Regions from separate parts of the Homo sapiens genome. Here all the other regions are linked to region 3. A link is a contact called in ENCODE Hi-C or POLR2A ChIA-PET data. All regions are on one chromosome and are shown on one strand. The core of a region is the stretch at or near the end of the contact, and the rest is flanking DNA. Distances in the headings are between cores, read along the strand shown.

What was found. A loop is a pair of places that touch in the nucleus more often than their neighbours do. ChIA-PET counts read pairs that join two places held with the same protein, here RNA polymerase II (POLR2A). Pooled maps may share reads with other maps.
Region 1: a pooled map shows a loop between it and region 3 (3-fold over the local background). The contact joins two enhancer-like sites. A Hi-C loop is called at or near these places in 1 of 50 pooled maps. POLR2A ChIA-PET finds 5 or more read pairs at or near these places in 2 of 52 experiments (Panc1 and endothelial cell of umbilical vein).
Region 2: a map of endothelial cell of umbilical vein shows a loop between it and region 3 (9-fold over the local background). The contact joins two enhancer-like sites. A Hi-C loop is called at or near these places in 1 of 168 maps with a recorded cell type or tissue (endothelial cell of umbilical vein) and 3 of 50 pooled maps. POLR2A ChIA-PET finds 5 or more read pairs at or near these places in 4 of 52 experiments (A673, MCF 10A, Panc1 and 1 more).

The regions. Positions count from the first base shown.
Region 1 is chr6:139,742,150-139,745,489 of GRCh38, forward strand. No RefSeq gene overlaps it. Among named protein-coding and RNA genes, the nearest start is that of FILNC1, 27 kb to the right of the region's middle. Within about 2 kb of position 1,627, at least 2 of the 41 ENCODE cell types and tissues checked have a DNase peak (open chromatin) inside an H3K27ac peak, as active enhancers do; they include Panc1, where a contact is called at or near this core.
Region 2 is chr6:139,763,154-139,766,799 of GRCh38, forward strand. No RefSeq gene overlaps it. Among named protein-coding and RNA genes, the nearest start is that of FILNC1, 6.1 kb to the right of the region's middle. Within about 2 kb of position 1,603, at least 20 of the 41 ENCODE cell types and tissues checked have a DNase peak (open chromatin) inside an H3K27ac peak, as active enhancers do; they include Panc1 and endothelial cell of umbilical vein, where a contact is called at or near this core.
Region 3 is chr6:139,567,205-139,570,631 of GRCh38, forward strand. No RefSeq gene overlaps it. Among named protein-coding and RNA genes, the nearest start is that of LINC01625, 94 kb to the left of the region's middle. Within about 2 kb of position 1,772, at least 5 of the 41 ENCODE cell types and tissues checked have a DNase peak (open chromatin) inside an H3K27ac peak, as active enhancers do; they include Panc1 and endothelial cell of umbilical vein, where a contact is called at or near this core.

The DNA.
Region 1 (3,340 bases), core at 377-2,876, 170 kb after region 3:
AAGTGATCTGCCTGCCTCGGTTTGGTTCTTTCTTCAGTCTTCTCTTAGGGATTACTTAACACTGTTAAAAGAAGTTCAGCAGTCATTGTTACACTCAGTAACTTAAATATAGAACATAATAAATATGTGTGTTAGTGAGTCTGGAGAGTTGCCACTTTCTATTCACTTACTATCTTACACTACAAGTTGTCCTTTTAAAAGTCCATTTGCATTGTCTCTCCAAATGGAGGGCAGGGCTCATGGCTTACCCTGTCTTGTGATCCTCAGGGATCCTAGCTTTTTCTTTGCCTAACCATAGAAGATGCTCGTTAATGATTGAAGTCTACCGTTTGTTTTATCCAGGAGAGATTGTGATACTCACTGTGCTAGATTTAAAATGGCTCTGTTATCTCTGAGACTTGGGAAGTCTGTTTTTAATGTATAAGAGAAAAGGTTTTGAGTTGTACAGGATTTTGATTTTTTTTCCCTGTACCATGCAGCTCAGAAGTAAAATAGTTTAGGTCAAAATAAATTGAACAAGAAGAAAGAAGACCTTGCATTCTAGTGCTAGTCTTAGTAATTTCTAGACATATGGTTTTGGACAAATTAATTGACTTCTTTTGAAACTCTGTTTCTTCATCTGTAAAGACTATTTAAATTGAAATATAGTGGTACTATTTACTTAGTGAAGGACAAAGAGATGTTTACATACTGTACTCAAAAGGTCGAACAGATGGGATTATTTTAGATTGAAAGCTCATGTGTGGGAGTCATGCCTTTTGTAAGCCACATAAATTCTCATGGGGTCTGGTAACTTACTGTGTGCCCAGCAGGAACCCAAAAAGTCTTGTCATGGTGATAAATATGACACCATTTAATAAGGTCACATTTAACACAAGGAGAAACTTGGGAAAGAAAACAAAACAAAAATCTAGACCTCATCCCTAGGTACTTTGTATGACTTTGGACAGGTTACTTTACCCCTCTGAACTCTTCAATTGATTCATAAAAAGAACCAAATGCTTAGAAGGGGAGGGCAGGCATATAAATGGAATAGTAGAAAAGATTACTGAGCCCATGAGGTGGGAAGTATAGTACTCTGAAATGTATGACACCCTGAAATTGTTGGCCTCCTATATGTATTCTCTTCAAAGGGAGAGACTCCCCAGAAAAATTACTGTTGGACAATACTTGTCAAGACATTTATGGGAGCTGCTTTGGATACATGGTATGCTTGAATTGAGAAGGAGCTTAAAGATATTTTAGATTAACCTCTTAATTTTACACATGGAAAAAGAAAGTCTCAAGGAAGTTATACAAATTCTTTAAAATTATATAATGTGTGAGAGAGCTAGCACTAGATTTGCAAGGCTGTGAGCCATTGGGGAATTCAAGTTTGTTTGTTTTGACCTATTTTGCTTTTTTTTGAGTTTAAGTGGCAGAAGGTAATCTTATTTTCTTGGTGCCTTACTTTTCAAGAGGCCTTGTCAATGCCCCCTCATTTCTTGTCTGTAGAAACTAAATAAATCAAAAAAGGAATTAATTTCACAAACATATTATGTGCTAGCCATTCAGTACCCATTGTTGGGCATTGGTAATACAAACTTGCTACAAGGCACTTGTTGTCCTTGGATAGATTTTTGTTTTCATTCCTTCACATTGTTAACATTGAGCAATCTGCTTAGTCAGGAAAAGGCAACACATTGTAAAGGTATGCAGATATAAAAAAGTAGGAGTCCGGTGTATGATTCATTCCTATAGTAGCCTTGGTGTAGCCCAGTCCAAAGGACAATTTCCTCCATTAGACATTAACTACCATCAATTTCTTCTCTCATGAAATAAACAGATTCTGTCTTGGAAATAGAAATTTTCTCTGCTAATGAGCTTTTTACTACTTGGGAGTCTTCTATTTCAATCTGAGACTAAAAGATAGAAGGAGAGGCTTCTCAGGGAGCAGGAAATGGAAATGACAGTAGACCCTAACTCCCTCTCCACCTGTGCATGGATATGGAAAAGGGCTTTGAAAAAGGCACCACTTATAATAGCACAGTCCAGGGAACTGGGTGTCAAAGTCAATGCCTGTGATGGGAGAGCTGCTCATGCTTCTTACAATGTCTTGAATACTCTTAATCCTTTTGCAAATACTTGCTTCGTTGTAAGACAAGTCAAAGCAGATATGACGATGTCTTAGCTGAGGAAGAAATTGTGGCTTCTTGGATGCAGTATGGCAAAGAGGATTGTCTTTTAAGAATAATAAAAAAGAGTTTTTTTCATTTAAATCTGGTCTAGGAAAAATATCCTCTTGAAACTCTTTTTACTATTAGTTTTGTTTTCTAAAAAACACTGATCTGAACAAGATTAAATAAGCAAATCAATGGCTTTCTGGGTTTAAAGCAACTGAATTCCTACTGATCTCCCTTTATACTGAAATTTCAACATAGATTCTTCACAAGAGAAGAAAGATGAACTGAATCCCATATGACACTCAAGAAGATGTAGGACAAGCAAATAAAAGTGGTCCCAGGGGAGAAAATAATATTCCCAGCCCTGCAAATGATTCGCTTCTGCCCTATAGTTTGACTCTTCCAAAATCTGGTTTTCAAAACAAATTAGTCCACCTCTGAAAAAGGCATGCCGACTTTCCAACTGACAATTATAAAAGTGACCCTGTCTACAAACATCTGATGAGTGAGTGTCTAGGTTATAGAAACAGAGATACCCTCTTCCAACTGTAATATTTCGGTTAATAGGCTCTGTTTAGAAGATTAATTCTTAATGTCATCATTCATGAATTACAGGGAATGAAAAACAGGAGGAAGGGAAGCAGAGAAGGATGTGCTAATGTTACGATGTTTTATAATATTTTCAAACCCTAAGTTCTTCTACCGATCGGACCATGTCACTTAAATTTAAGGCTCTAATAACATTGGCTTCCAGAAATATTTTCACTTGTATGACTTCACTTATCCTTGATGCCAGAGTTCAAAAGGGTGTATAAATAAGACGGGAGGAAGGACACATTATCACAGACCAATAAAAATGACAACAAAAATACCTCAAAGCTCTTAACAAGTATAAAGCTAGAAATGATCTGAGTCTTGTGAAAAATACTGATTAACACAAAAATGATTTTAAAAGCAATATTCAGAGAAAGTACAGTAATGGAGACCTGGTCCTGGCACAGATAGTGTTACCTTAAAAATATATCACAGAGAATGTATAATTATTGACTGTATTTATAAATCTTCTCTATCCAGGATCTTCACATCACCAGTATGATGGAATTGAAGCCCAAGATTGGTAATGTTATGGTAGGAAAACATTCACTTTCTTTAACTCATGTTAAGTATCTAAACAGAAA
Region 2 (3,646 bases), core at 353-2,852, 200 kb after region 3:
TAACATAGATTGGTATAATGATGATGCCTTTTATGATTCACCTTAACCATTCTTTCGTGACCCCTGCCATCAAAAACATTCAGTGACTTCCAGTGGCATTCCTAGCATTTTTGACACCTTGGCTGGATCATTTTTATAACACCCCTCACTTTGTGATGCAATTATTTTCATGTAGTAATTAGCAATCAATATAATTTTTAAATCTTCTGTTTTAAAACAAATGAAAAGAAGTGATTTTGATTCTAAAGATTGTGCAAATTTGGGATATTTTATATATGAACTAAAATTTGCACTTATCAAATAAAAAATGTTATACTTGCATTTTGCATTTAAACGAAAATAGGAAACTCCAAGTGATCCCATAATAACTCAAGTTCTGTTTCTTTGACTTAGAATTGCAGCTATGTCTGCCCAAGGCAATTGCCAAGGTTTCCCAATTTATCCTGAATGATTGTAGCTGAGTGGGGTACGTTTGGGGAACAATTGTTTAACTGGGAATTTGCTGAGTTAACTTTTATGTTGAACACAATATTTAATAAAGGACAAATAATAAAAATGTGCTAATTCAAACCACACAATGTATTATTAAAACTCAATGGTAATGGCAGCAATTGTTTAAAACTAAGACCAGAAATGATTTTTTTTTTTTTTTGAGGAGGAGTATTTTATCACTTCATTGTTTAGAAATGTCGGCAGGAAGTGATGATTAGAATCAGAATGACTGGGTTTTATTATAGCTTTAAAATTTTTTATAGACAGGGTACCCCCTCATTGTCCATACCCAGAACTCCCTCATACTTGGTCAGTCACTGGTGACTCCTCAGTGTTTACATAATTGAGTCTAAAGTGGTGATCTTTAGCATAGTTCTCCATCATATGGCCTCAACCTCCTTCCAGCCTACTCCTCCACAGTTCACCTATTGCGAAAATACCCCATCATCTAGAATTGTGAAAATATTCTGTTCCCTGAGCCCTCCTCTTAAAAAAATGCTTCTCTGTGTGTTTGTATTTCTCCCTCTGACAATGTAAGTGTAAAGAGCACAGGCTTTAGAGCCAGGATTTTGTGGGACTGGATTTTCCCTCTGCAGCTTATAAATTGTGTGACCTTGGACAAGTTATCCAACCCATCTGGGCCTCATCCTCCTCATCTGCAAAAATATTGATTACAGAGCCCATTTACAGATACCACTGGATGAGATGAGAACACATAAAATATATGTTAAATTGTCTTATCCCTCCATATCTTTCATTATTCTCCCTTAATAAGTTTTGCATATCTAACAGTTACAGGACTTTGATCAAAATAGGCCTGCATAGAGTTTGAACAACTGAATTGAATTTATTGGGCTTCATTCATGATATACAAGCTTCCAAAGTCACATGGTCTAAGCCCAAGCTCCAGTTCTTTCTACAATTGCCTCAGCTGTGAGTCTTGAGCATTGTCATAAGAAGAGAATCTAGGATATTTCTCATTTGGCTTCAGTTCCTCTTCTTCAGCTGTCCAGACCTCTTTCATTTAGAAAAACACTGTGACAAAATGAGGAGGCTGCAGAAGCACAAGTGGGAATGGCAGCTGACCGCACGGGGAGAAGGTGTCTATTTCACCTTCAGGACCATCTTAGCATTTTGAGCAGCTCATAGGTCAGGAATGCTGTTGTCATCAGGGTTAGAGCTATGTCCTGAATAAATACCAAGTTAGGAGGAAGATGACTCAGAGCTGCCTAAACCTCATACTCCTCTGATATTTTAAGCAACAGAGAGTGGCAAGCAGCTGTTAGATATCTTTGCTTCTTTGTTCAGGCAAAGCTTAGCCTGTTCCATTTGGAAAGAAAATGGTCATAATTTCCAGCCCATTTTAAACTCTTCCTTCTTAGAATTGTTACTGCACACATAACCTGGGTCACACAACTTAGTTTTCTGCAATCTCAACTCTTTTTCTAATTATTTCCTCTTCCCCAAATGGATATTAAGTTTGTTGTGGAAAGAGAATATGCCTTATATTCCTCTTATATTCTCTCCAAACTGAAAGATTAGCCTTTGGCCCAGAGTAGGTAGTGCATACAAGCACTAATTTCATTTATATGGGACTTTAAAATGAAAAATTACCTTTATGTCCATTCTTTTGTTTAAACTTCACTACAACTTCATAAAATAATTGTTATTATCTTTATTTTATAAACCAGGAAACTAAGGTTTAGAGAGATTAAGTATACTGCCAAGGATAAGGATCATACAGCTAGTAATTAGCAAATCCTGCATTTGTGTGTGTGTGTGTGTGTGTGTGTGTATTCACCTCATAAATCGTATCTTAAAGACTCATTCATTAATGACAGCTTAATTGAAAACCTTTAAAAAATATATTTAATTTTTTTCTACTTATTAAATCCTTGTTCCCTAACTTGTTTTTATTGCTCTGAAAGCAGCTAGAAAACCATTTTGTAATTTGCAAAGATGTAGATCTAGAACCTAATTATTTCATTTGTATGCAGAAAAGAAAACCTGTACAAATGTAAGAAGAAATGGCACAGGAAAATCCCCAAGTAATAAGAAACCATAAATTCATTTGTATTTTAGGTAATATGTTTATGGCAGATATTTAGAGAATTCACATTATTTTGGGGCATCATTATTTATCTGAAAGATTAGGAAGGGCGTGGAAGAGTCTGTGCGGTTAAGGAGAGCAAAATAGGTGTAAATAATATCAATTGGTAGACTCATTTGATTCAGTCAACAGGTTTTATGAAGCACCTGCATTTTCTGTCATGGCTGGAGAGTGGTTTTCAACACATGTTAACATTTGGGTAGGTCAGATACTCTGTGAGTTCAATCAAGATAACCCTGTTTACCCACTAAGATGACTCAGAGAGCTGCTAGGACCTAGTTTTTTCATTTCGGTCTCGTGCTGCAAATGGTCAGCAACTATGAGATTGATGGAAGACATTTGCCTCAATTATTATGCTATGATTCATAGATTCCTACTATAGAACATAACTGAGTATTTGGCCTTCCTCTTTCAGTTGGGGAGAGTAAACAAATTTCTTATTTATATCAACAAGTCATAATTTGAGCAAGTTAAATATTAAAACCTATTGAAACAGAAAAAGAAGTTAAGTTTAGGTGTGGATAATGTCAAGAACAACTATTTAGTCTTTATTTGCGAGATGATGGGCAAACATTTTATGCTGCTTGCAAAATTAATGTCTTCAGTAATTTACTACACCTTTTACTTCATTCATGACAATTTCAAAGGATTAACTGTGAATGGATATTTGAGGAAGTTAGCTTACTGGATCACCAAAGAGTGGCCCAAGGAAGGGTGGGGAGTAGAAAAGTGCTCAGGAGATAGCTGTTGAAGCTGCAGAGAAATCTCTATTTCTATCTCCTGGTTTAAACCCTCCATCCCACTCAATGTGCATTAACCTGAAATATTAATAGATCACTGTGCTTCTCCCTTAAAAACAATGCACAGGCATTTAGATTGATGATTGCTGCTGCATTCAAGGTTCTGTAAATAATGATAACAATACTGTCTAGCACATTATATAAGATCACCTAAATTATAAGTAGAAGATGTATCACGTCATGGTCAAGTCTAATATATATAATTTATGGGCTTTATTCTCACTGTTGCAAGTGTCTATTGAAG
Region 3 (3,427 bases), core at 522-3,021:
TCCCACTCCCAGCTGGTGTCTCACTAGGTCATGTGCCCCCCAAGTCCACTGGCTATGAGCCCAGAAGAGCACCAGGACTTGCCCAGGAATTGCTGTCTTTGTGGCCTAGAGTACCTTTCAAGTTTATTTAGATCCCCAGAGCACTTTAGCCTGCAGTGAGTGGGGGGTCTGCCGGAACTCAGATTCCAACTGCTATGATGAATGATTTGCCTGTGGCTCGGGCTGGTCTAAACACTCCCTCCATGGTCACGGGCTGAGTTCTGCCCTGTGTTGTTTTCCACTGCAACAAGCCAGCACTGAGTTCCAACGCAAAGTCCCACAATCACTGTGCTCTTCCTTCCCCAAGCACACAGATGCTGTCTGTGTGCCATGCAGCCACTGCCAGGGGATGGAGGAAGGGTGGTGTCAACAGTTCTGGACTGTCTTTCCTACTCTCTTCTGTGCCTCTTTCCTTAATATGATGTTAAAACCCAGTACTGTGATTGCTTACCTGAGTTTTGGTTCTTTTTGTTTGTTTGTTTAGATGGAGTCTCGCTCTGTTGCCCAGGCTGGAGTGCAGTGGTGCGATCTTGGCTCACTGCAAGCTCCGCCTCCCAGGTTCACTCCATTCTCCTGCCTCAGCCTCCCGAGTAGCTGGGACCACAGGCACCCGCCACGACGCCCGGCTAATTTTTTGTATTTTTAGTAGAGATGGGGTTTCACCGTGTTAGGATGGTCTCGATCTCCTGACCTCGTGATCCACCCGCCTCGGCCTCCCAAAGTGCTGGGATTACAAGCGTGAGCCACTGCGCCCGGCCGAGTTTTGGTTCTAAGGAAAGCGCTTTTTTGTTTGGATAGCTGTGCAGTTTGATGTTCCTGTAAGGAAGAGGGACAATGAGCACTGGAGACTTCCATTCTGTCATCTTGCTCCCAGGCAGGTTTATGATCCAGTCAGAGCAAGGCTCTATCTCCTCCTTTTCATGCTTGATCTCTTCATCCTTTTTTGGTTTGGCTGGATCTGACTGTACTTGTATTTTAATACAGAATATCATAGGGGTATAAATAACAAATGAATAACAAAAAATAACAAAATTTGGGTTTATTGAAAATGTTAAAGACCACAAAAAGTCATTTTCATCTGTGTTTGAAAGTAGAACAAGGAAGTGATTCCAAACTGCTTGGGGCAGATGGTGTAATAATAACAGATAACAGAACTGGTAAATTCATATTCTGTTTTCACGTTCAGCAGCAAGGAAAGTGGTCTGCTGGCTGGAAGGAAAAGAAAATTATGCCTTGAATTAATTTTGGGGGGTGCTTTGGGTTTGGGGGACTTTTTTTTTTCACTTCGTCTCATTTATTTTTGCCCTGTGAGGTAGTCACAGTAGTTATCCTACTTTACTGGGGTGGAAATTGTGACTTAGCATTAAATGACTTGTCCACATTCACAAACAATGTAAAGAGGGAGTTGACTGCAAGTCTACATAGATAAGTGGACAGTAAGACAAAGCCTGGTCACTTTAAATGAGAACACAGGACAGGCGCAAGTTATGCCAGGCTGCTGAGAAAACTGGAATGTTGGGCAAATAGTAGATACTCAGAATATTCATTTTGAATGAGTGAATATGAACTGAGGATTAATATCAGTAACTACTGAGATCTTTCAGAGACCAAGAGATGAATGAATAAGGGAAATGTCAATTAATTTTTCACAAAAAGGAAGCAGATTCCATAATTCACAAACAGATCAGCTATTCTCAGATGGTGAACCTAGAAAAAGTCAAGAATGGATTTTTAAGCTAATGGTTCATGACTGTTAACAAAGGAATGTGGTGGTTACTGGGAGTGAACATAGGTTCACAGGGAATGTCATGTTATGCTAGCTTAATTTATTTTATTGTTTTTGAAATAGAGCTACTTCATAAGATCAGAGGATTGACTAGGATGACTTAATTTTCATAATATCATAAAAATTGCAACCACTGTTGAACGTTTACTCTATGCTAGGCTCTGCTTTATTTACCCCTCACAATAGTTCCAGTAGGTAAGTACTTTGTTTATCTCCCTTTTTAAAGATAAGAAACAGAGAATCAGTAAGATCAAGTAATTTACACGAATTACTTGCCAGTGAGTGGCTGAGCCGGAATTGAGGCTAAATTTGTCCGACTCAAAGCAGTTGATGGTAACTACTACACCATATCGTGTTGACACACAGCCAGGCTGATGAGATCTTTGAGGTTAAGGTAAACTGAATATACCAATAGGGTCATAATACCTTTAGATAGATTCACAACAGGTTGTAAACAAACCTAAAGCACATTGATTAATATTTTGGTCTTAATTTGCCTGGCATTTGAATTAATGAGTTGGCTAAAGACATAGAAAACACACTTGTCACTTTTACAGTTGACAAAAATCAAGAAGAAAAGCCAATCCTATCAATCCTATTAACTAACACTTGCATAGTGTTTCTCATATTAAAGAATAGTTTTGCCTAGATTGTCATGTTTGATTCTCACAACTATACAGAACAGACTTATTGCTAGATCCCAACTCTCCTTTATTTTTACAGTGGGCAGAACTGAGGTTCAGGAAAATCAAGTGACTCAGTCAGAGTCATACGGTGAATAATCTGAGGACTTCTCTTTTCTGTCACAGTGCAATAGATATGGAGTCATGATTTGAAAAAGTATCAAGACATGCAGATGGAAGATCGAAACCAGTAAGATGAAATACGAAGGTGGTGAATGTAAAGTCTAACGCTGAAGTAAAAATATGTTCATTTGAATGTTTAATGGAAGCCAGCATTTCATTATGATTACAAATAATGCTGACTTAATCTTGGGCTGGATTAATGGAAGCATAACATCTACATCACAATAAACAACACTCCCACTGAACATGGAAATGTTCAAAACCTACATGCAACCCATATTCTCTAGGCCTAGCAGTTAGTGAAAACTCGGACTAAGTAGAGAGTACCCAGAGGCAAATAAATATTGCAGGGACTGTGGGGTACATAGAGAGTGAAAGGCAATGAGGAAATAAATAAACATTCAAGTTTTCTTCAAAATTTTAAGAATGATCACACGGAAGAGAAAAAATATTTGTTCTGTGTTGTTCTACGTCCAGTAGGTGTAAGTATCAGATTTTAATTTGAGATAAAAGCCAATTCCAGCAATTGAGCAGCTGCCAATGGAATGAGTCTTGTGAAGTTTTAATACCCTATCATGGGAAAAATTCTCTCAGAGGCTATTTGGTCTTTCTTTCTCTTAGAAGTGAGGTGAAAAGTAAAATTACAATGAGTTATTATGGCTTGTCCAATCTAATATTATGTAGTCGTTTAAAACCTTGCTCCAAGAAGACAAAGATCAGTCTCATTTTGATTTTCACTTAGCTCCAAGCAGGCTGAGTATAGTAGATGCTCAAAAAATATTGAAATAAGTCTTCA